Regions from separate parts of the Homo sapiens genome. Here region 1 is linked to region 2. Evidence: chromatin contacts called from ENCODE Hi-C or POLR2A ChIA-PET data. All regions are on one chromosome and are shown on one strand. The core of a region is the stretch at or near the end of the contact, and the rest is flanking DNA. Distances in the headings are between cores, read along the strand shown. Region 1 overlaps LOC105372646 (a long non-coding RNA gene). Region 2 has its middle 62 kb from the start of LINC00494.

Region 1 (4,403 bases), core at 842-3,341, 240 kb after region 2:
GGGAAAGTGGAGACAGTGGCAGGTGAATGATTTAAATTGAGTAAATAGGGAACCCTGGTTAGGAGCTTGGACCCCAGGGTGAGACAGCACAAGGTGAACCCCAACTCCCCTATAGACCATTGAGTCCCTTCTCGTGGAGGATCCTAGGCTCCCTCATCTGTAAAGTGGGAGAACAGGCCCCACATGAGGCTCTTGTGCAGACTGGTGAGATACTGCGTGCAAGGCATAGGTCTGTGCCTGCCGCAAGGTAGACAGCCAGTAAGTGGCCACCTTGAGTATTACCAGGGCAGGAGGTGAGAAAATCCATTTATCACCAGCTGAGATAAGAGTTGCCCAGAGAAGAACTATTCAGACTTGAGTAGGGATGTGAAGTTGAGGTCAAAGGCAGGAGGTAGAAAGGGATGGGGTTGCTAAGCAACACATCCAGATGCTGGAGGTGGCAGAAGTGGCCAAGGGACCAGGGCACAGATAAAATTACCCACCTGTGTTGCTCCAACGTCACCAGTAAAATCTGTCCGTCACAGCTGCCAGGAACATGGAATTTGAGAAGACTAATAACAAGGAAAGGCCAGGACTGGTGGCTCATGCCTATAGAGCTTCAAGAGGCCAAGGTGGGATGATTGCTTGAGGCCAGGAGTTCAAGACCAGTGCCAACAAAAAGATTGAAACTCTGTAAAATATTTGAAGAGATTTATTCTGAGCCAAATATGAGTGACCATATTAGGGGCTCATGACACAGCCCCAGGAGATCCTAGAACATGTGCCCAAGGTGTTGGGCTATGGCTTGGTTTTATATGTTTAAGGGAGACATAAGACATCAATCAATACAGGTAAGATATATATTGGTTTGGTCAGGAAAGGTGGGACAACTCGAAGGGTGCGAGGGGTGGGGCTTCCAGGTCATAGGTGGATTCAAAGATTTTCTGATTGGCAATTGGTTGAAAGTGCTAACTTATTACCTAAAGTCCTGGAATCAATAGAAGGGAGTGTCTGGGTTAAGATAAGGGGTTATGGAGACCAAGGTTTTATCATACAGATGAAGCCTCCAGGAGCAGCCTTCAGAGCTCTAATCAGGCCTAAAAAGGTCTCTTTTTTAGACTCTTAGTTAATTCTCTCCCAGGTCAGGAATTAGGCCTGGAAAGGGAAAGAGATTCTCTACAGAATGTAGATTTTTCCCACCAGAGACAGCTTTGCAGGGCCATTTCAAAATAGGTCCAATTAATATATTTTAGGGTAAAATACTTGGATTTCTTTCAGAACCTGCTGTCATTTTGTGATGTGTCACAATGCTACAAAGAGTCATTTGTCAGCCTTTAGGTCTCTGCCTTAATGTTAATGCTGGTCAGCTGTGCCTCAATTCCAACAAGAGGAAGGCATAAGCCATTCCCATCGTGCCCTGCACTCTCGTTCCAGGTTTACTTTGGAATGCCCTTTGCTGAGAGGAGGGATCCATTCACTTGGTTGAGGGCCTCAGAATTTTATTTTTTGGTTTACACCAGTCTGGGCAACACAGTGAGAATCTGTCTCTACAAAAAAAATTTTTTAAAAATTAGCAGGGCATGGTGGCACACACCTGTAGTCTCAGCTACTCAGGAGGCTGAAGCGAGAGGATCGCTTGAGCCCAGGAGTTCAAGGCTGCAGCAAGCTATGATTGCACCACTGCACTCCAGCCTGGGTGACGGCAAGACCCTGACTCTAAGGAAACAAAAACAAAAAAAAAAAATACAAGGAGGAGCCCACACCATGCTTGGATGTGTCAACCTTAAATAATGAGTTTCAGAAATTATGACTAACTATAGTGTTTGAGCTCGAAGCTTGAGGATGACCACCCGGAAGCATAGATCCAATTTGCCCTGAACATGCAAGATAATTAGCCAGAGTTACAAGTGGGTTTTTAAGGAAAAAAGAAGAGGCACTTTCTAAGTTGTTCACCAAGAATTTGCATTAAAATAACACAGACCATTGACTGGCTACACATTGTTCTTTGTATCACAAACTCCAGGAACATCAAGATAATCGGGAAGGCAGCTAGTCATGACTAAAACGCCTTTAAACTCTTGCTCCTGGGCATGGGGCCAGAGGGGTGACTGAAGTTTCATACTCATGTCTCCCTGGACCTGATACCTTCTGCATACCTAACATAGCTCAGATTTCTCTGGGCTATTTTTTTTCCCAAGATGAATGGACTCCTGCAGAAACAAGACGGGCAGCTACAAGAAACAATGTGGAGAGTTAAGAGCTCAGCAGAGGCCAGAAACGAGAGCTGGGAGGAGCAGGAAAAAATGTCAGCTTCATGCTGCGGAAATCTTGAGGATAGCTATGGACATTTGGACAGTCTACATTTGGGATTCAAACACCCAGGTTATGATGAGATTCTGTGGTCCTTTCAAGCTGGAATTGTTGGTGACCTGAACAAATTTATTGTGAAAATAACAGGAACAGGTAAGCCAGTCAGGACCCTCAGGCCATAGATACACAGACAGGGGATGTGTCCTGCATTCCATGAACACAGGGGTTCTGACCTCAGCTGTTCATCTCTCCACGAATCTGCTTTTTCCTTGAGCTTGTGTGAGATTACGCCCGTATTTGTCAGTGTTACCATCATTTGACCTGGATATGCCACAAAAGCCAAAGACTATTATTTGGAACTTGGGTTTGGGGTAAATATTTACCTTGTTACCAAATTCCTCCCTTTGGTCCCCACTTCTTCCTGAGTCATGCCTGAGGCAGTCCCTTTCTGGAACCCTCCAGTTATCTGCACCAATAAATCCTTTTTTCCCCTCAGACTGTGGGGTTGGGTTTTCCATCGTTCAGCAAATGAACAATTCCCAATTTATAGAAACCAGAGAAGGTAGGTACAATTACCCTCCCAATGTTACTGAACCAAAGCTGGGTCTGCTCACCTGGTGCAGCAAAGCCAAGCACTGACACTGAGGTTTGTAGCAAGAGAAACAAGGCTTTAAGGTAGGGCACCAGCAAGGAGAATCAGGCAGCTGATGCTTGAGATGCAAACTTCTTAGGGGCTTATAAGGAAGGGTTTTTAAAGGCAGGGGTAAGTTTCAGGAAAGGAGAAGTTGCCAGCAAAATCATAAACCAATACATGGATGTTACATATTGGTCTACCTTTAAAAAGGCAGGATATTTTGGATTGGGGGCTTGAAGGTCACAGGTGGATTCAGAGATTCTTTGATTTGCAATGGATTTAAAAAACAAGGTTTGTCTAAAATACTTAGGGTCAGCTGAAAGGAATGTTAAGGTTTGGCCTATAGGTGTGACTCTCTACAGGCCCCTCAGGAAGAGATTTAGAACAAAATTGGGGGTCAGGTTCAGTCCCAGTTCCCCTTTATCTGAGGTCTGCATGAAAACAGTCAGCATTTTCCATCTGGTGGGGTCCTAGCTCCTGAAAAACAACTCACTCAAGGACATGGGTCAAGATGTTCTCTTTTACTTTCTATAGGGAACTGGGATGGTTGAGTGTCAACTTGATTGGATTAAAGGATACAAAGTATTGTTTCTGGGTGTGTCTGTGAGAGTGTTGCCAAAGGAGATTAACATTTGAGTCAGTGGACTAGGAAAGGCAGACCCACCCTCAATCTGGCTGGGTACCATCTAATCAGCTGCCAGTGCAGCTAGAATGTAAGCAGGCAGAAGAACACGGACCGACTAGGCTTGCTGAGTCTTCCAGCCTTCATCTTTCCGCTGGATGCTTCCTGCACTCAAACATCAGACTCCAAGTTCTTCAGCTTTTGCACTCTTGGACTTACACCAAGAGTTTGCCAACGGCTCTAGGGCCTTCAGCCACAGACCGAAGTCTGCAATGTCGGCTTCCCTGCTTTTGAGGTTTTGGGACTTGGACTGGCTTCCTTGCTCCTCAGCTTGCAGATGACCTATTGTGGGACTTCACCTTGTGATTGTGTGAGTCAATACTCATTAATAAATTCCCTTTCGTATATACATCAATCCTATCAGTTCTTTCCCTCTAGGGAACCCTAATACAGGAACCTAACATCTTGTGACTCTGGCTTACTTGGGTGGCTTTTATTATTACCTTCTTGCTTAGCAGGTGACATGGTTTGGATCTGTGTCCCTGTCCAAATCTCACGTGGAATTGTAATCCCCGATGTTGGAGGTGAGGCCTGAAGGGAGGCGACTGGATCATGGGAGCGGTTTCTCATGGATGGGTTAACAGCATCCTCTTGGTGCTGCTCGTGATAGAGCTCGTGAAATCCGGTTGTTTAAAAATGTGTAGCACCCACTCCCCCTTCTCTTTCTCCTGCTCAACCATGTGAAGTGCGGGCTCCCCCTTTGCCTTCCGCCATGATTGTGAGCCCCCTAAGGCCTCCCCAGAAGCAGATGCTGCCATGCTTCCTGTACAGTCTGTGGAAGCATGAGCCAACTAAACC
Region 2 (4,409 bases), core at 1,880-4,379:
TTCGTTGCAGGCACAGCTGGATCTAGAGGCTGCAATGATGTCATCAGGTCCGGACGAGTGTCTCCTGGCCTCTTGGCTCTTCTTTTTCCCTCTCAGGACCATTCTTAGAGAGTATCTCCTGTCATGGCTGAGGACAGATTCAGCCCGGCAGAAAAGAGCCTCTGCTGCTCTCAGAAGCCACAATAAAAGGCCTGTTGCATCTCATTGGCCCCAAGTGTGTCACATGCACCCAGGCACTGGAACATTCATGGCAGCTTTGTTTGTCTGTGATCATGAAAAACACAGAGCCAGCCCGGATGTCCACCAGCTGGAGCTCATGGCGTGGAGTACTCTACAGAGGTTAAAATAAACTGGAAAAGTGGTCATACATGAAAATGCAGTGAAAGTGAAATACACGAGCATAGTAAACCTAAAGTTCAGGTGTGATTCTCAGAGGGAGGGAGGCAAACATGATGGTGGAGAGTTACACTAGAAGCTTCCACTGTGCTTGTAAAGTTTGATATCCTTTGTGAAATGGTTTGTTGCAGAATAGTTTTCTATGCACCTAAAATGCTTTTGAAAATTCAAGCCACAAATACCCAACCCACACTCAGCGTATCATCTTTGCCCTGAAATGATGTCTGTCCCACGTGAGTCTGTGCATCTTGTTAGATAACCTCAGAAACATGAGAACACTCGACTCGTTCTCCTTAGCAGCAGGCTCCTGCTAGCTCCGTTCTCCTGGATCCCTTTGGATTTGTCTTGCTGGGTTGTTGGGGAGTGGAGACGCCCTCCTCCCTGAAGCGTTTCCTCACATGGTGATTTGTCTATTGTGCATCAGTCAGGATCCCGGGAGGACCTGCAGGTGCAGCCACCTCCCCACAGGGACAGAACCAGATCCAGCTGCCGAGAACCAGGAGACCCAATGTCAGGTGCAATTCTGTGCTGGGATCTGAGTGGAACCACAGGTCTGTGCAGCAGGAGGTGAGAAGCTCATGACTACAGAGAGAGGCATGGCTGGGGACCCAGTGCCTCTGCCCCATCTCCATCTCTGCACCTCGGGGCAGCAGAACACTCCAGGCCTCTCTCACAGTGACCAGCATGGAGCAAGGCTGCCCATCTCCCCACCAGCCTGCCCTGAGTATGAAACTCCAGCATTGGAGATTCCTTCCTTTTTGGTTTTCCTTCTTTCCCTTTTATAACTGAGCAACTTCTAGGCAGGATGGCTGAATGAGCCATACCAGTCCACCTTCAGCAGGGGCTTCTGGCTGGCTGATGGAGGCATGTCTCTGGGGAACAGCAGAGCTCAGGGTAGGGACAGAACAGGGAGAGCTGGGAGGAAGGAGAAAGGCCCTGCAGCAGACGCTGCAGAAGCTTTCCATCCTCCTTGCCTTAACCTGGGGCTCACCCAAGTCTATACTCGTGGTGAGGGCAGGGGGAAAATTGCTTTTTCTTAAAGTCAGTCATTGATGACACCTCCTATCACTGAGTATTCTTGGGGCAGGCCTGCCCCAACCAGCTAGACCAATGGTTCCTACGGAATTTTTAAGGTGGACAGAAGGTTCCTCTGGGGACGTTAGTCAGAGCTGGGTGTCTAATGGAGCCCTCACCGCCAGTTCAGCCAGAGCAGCTTGTTTTTGATCTGTTTGACAAATAGAACTTTTCCATAAGGTTCCATTTGAATGAAGTCTTCACACCTAAACATTTGAGAATGGCTGCTTCAGTCTAAGCTGGGATCATCTGGTTTCAAAACCGTCAAAGAAATTTCAGCAGGAAAATTTGGTCAAATAGTATTGCCCTGGGCAGGCTTGTATGCCCACCCACTTTAGCCATGGGCATTAGTTATCTATTGCTAGATAGCAAGCAACCCCACATTTTAGTGGCTCAAAGAAACATGTATTTGTCATCTAGCAGTTTCGTGGTTCAGGAAACTGGATGTGGCTTGGCTGAGTTCTCTAGCTCTCAAGGCTGCAAACAGTATCAGCTGGGGCTGTGGTTTCATCCTAAGACTCACCTGGGGCTGGAGGACCTGCTTTTGAACTTATTCAAGTGGTCTTTGGCAGGATTTAGTTCCTCAAGACAGCGGACCTGAGGCCTTTGGTTCTTTGTGGCTGTTGGCTGGAGGCCTCCCTTGATTCTCACCCCATGGGGAGCTCAGCACTTGGCATCTGGCTCCCCCAGAGCAAGCCGGTGATGGGGAGAATAAGACATTACATCAGTCTTTTTTCTACCCTAATTTCGAAAGTAGCACCCCATCATTTTTCCCATATTCTATTTGTTTGAAGCAAGTCCCTAGGTCTAGCCCACATTCAACGAGAAGGGATCACACAAGGGCACAGATACCAGGAAGTGGGGACCATTGGGAGCCCTTTTTAAAATCTGCTCCCCACACTGTCTCTGGCTACATTTTAGATAGTTGTTAGACTAAACTGTGAATAATTGACAGACTGCAATTTCTTCTATTTCCCTATTTTAGAGGTATCTCTCTCCTGGAAACAGCCCTTGTTCACACCAGAGGTGTGAACAGAAATTCTTTTGCTTTGCTGGCCTCAAACTGATAGAAAAATGTATCAGTTCAGGCAAAGTGTTCCTCACTGGTTTGCTGAATTATGTCTCTTCTTTTTATCCCTTAACTTATAATTTTATGGACTGTGGAGGAGGATGGGAGAATTGGGGTTGGGTTTTCTATTTTCTTTTTTTCCCCTTCTTCAGGGAGAAAAAAACTTGGCTAGAGTTGAGTGCCTCCTAATCCCCAGTAGGAATCTGACATTTTAATTTTGCTTTCTCGCCCTCTCCAGTCTGGCCTGAGGTGCAGGTGGGGACCTCCCAGCACTGTTATCATAATCCCAAACAGCCATGACAGAAGCCTGCCTGAGGGCTTCAGGGGAGACTGAAGAGTCCCAAATGCATCTCTTGTCTAGGATGATGAAAAGTTGATTCGGGCTTGCTACCAAATGTTACTTATCAGATGCCAAGTGGCATTGTCTATGCATGGCGCCTGGTCCTGCCGGGGAGCTGATTGAGGGTGAGCTCCATCCAGAGAGCAGGAGGGGTATCTGGGCACTAAGCTAGGTGGATTTAGGACCCCCAGCACAGTTTTTGGCTGGGACCATTGTTTGGTTCTGACAAACAGCAGGGCACCATGGAGACAGGAAAATAGGCAAAGAAAATGACTCATCTGGCTGGAAGCCCAGAAAATGTATGCTAATACCTTCACGCAGACAAAAATAAGATTATAAAGAGACTGGTGGCAAAAAAAAAAAAAAAAAGCCAGCCTCAAATGATGCTTCTCTTTAATCCATCCACTTAGAAGCCCAACAAGTTGCCGAGATCCACCGTGCCAAAGAGAGAACCATCATATTAGTGAAGTTGCTTTTCATGTCAATTCTTTCCTTTCTGTAACTAAAACTCAACTATGGGAGACATACTCAGCAGTCACCAACATTCTAGATTCCCCTCCTCTTCCCATCCCACAAAAGGTTTACAATTCCCCATCCTTGAAGTTATGTATGGACATAAGATCTTGCTTGGCCAAGGAAATCTGAGGAAGTGACATGTGTTGTTTCAGTATAATTATTTAAAAGCTGGTATATGATTCTCTATGGTCTCTTGCCATGCCATGGTGATCATGGGAGCATGTATTGAGATGCAGATACTGAAAGATGGTGGAGCTTCTGTTCCTTTAGATCTCTGAGAAGTTAAAATAAACTGGGCCTCCCTAACAACTCATGTGAGATATATAGAGTGTGTTTTGTTGTTTTAAGCCAAGGGGATTTGGGTACTGTTGTTTGTTGCAACATTGCCTTGCTTATCCTCATTAGTAAGTCCACCATCCTGCATCCCAATATACTTTCTGTAGACACATTAAAAGCTTACCACTTCCCGGAAAGGCACAGTGGCTCGCGCCTGTAATCCCAGCACTTTGGGAGGTCGAGGCGGGCAGATCACCTGAGGCCAGGCGTTCTAGACTAGCCTGGCCAACATGGTGAAACCTGTCTCTACTAAAAATACAAAAATTAGCCAGGCGTGTTGGTGCCCGCCTGTAATCCCAGCTACTCGGGAGGCTGAGGCAGGAGAATTGCTTGAACCCGGAAGGCGGAGGTTGCAGTGAGCCGAGATCACGCCACGGCACTCCAGCCTGGGTGACAGAGTAAGACTCCATCTAAAAAAAAAAAAAAAGCTTACCACTTCCCTTAAACTTACCCTCAATTAAAGACTTATTCTCTGGCCCTCCTAACAAAAATACAAACTTATTACTGACAAGGCAGCACCTGGGTCCAGCAAACAGGGATTCCGGCGCCCAAACTTGCATATCATGAAAGGGAAAGGAGCATTTAAAAGCTCTGACATTGGGGACAGACACTTTAATGGTTCTGTCAATGGAGATTAAAACTTGAAAATAGCCAAGGGTACACTTTTCGAGGTCTATA

What was found. Hi-C counts contacts between places; a loop is a spot of excess contacts on that map. ChIA-PET counts read pairs that join two places held with the same protein, here RNA polymerase II (POLR2A). Pooled maps may share reads with other maps.
Region 1: a map of PC-9 shows a loop between it and region 2 (19-fold over the local background). The contact joins two enhancer-like sites. A Hi-C loop is called at or near these places in 1 of 168 maps with a recorded cell type or tissue (PC-9) and 2 of 50 pooled maps. POLR2A ChIA-PET finds 5 or more read pairs at or near these places in 3 of 52 experiments (Caco-2, PC-9 and Panc1).

The regions. Positions count from the first base shown.
Region 1 is chr20:48,536,505-48,540,907 of GRCh38, forward strand. The region is part of intron 2 of LOC105372646 (a long non-coding RNA gene); the gene reads right to left. Among named protein-coding and RNA genes, the nearest start is that of LINC00494, 180 kb to the left of the region's middle. Within about 2 kb of position 2,092, at least 2 of the 41 ENCODE cell types and tissues checked have a DNase peak (open chromatin) inside an H3K27ac peak, as active enhancers do; they include PC-9, where a contact is called at or near this core.
Region 2 is chr20:48,296,127-48,300,535 of GRCh38, forward strand. No RefSeq gene overlaps it. Among named protein-coding and RNA genes, the nearest start is that of LINC00494, 62 kb to the right of the region's middle. RefSeq lists enhancers at 1-11, 12-756. Within about 2 kb of position 3,130, at least 4 of the 41 ENCODE cell types and tissues checked have a DNase peak (open chromatin) inside an H3K27ac peak, as active enhancers do; they include PC-9, where a contact is called at or near this core.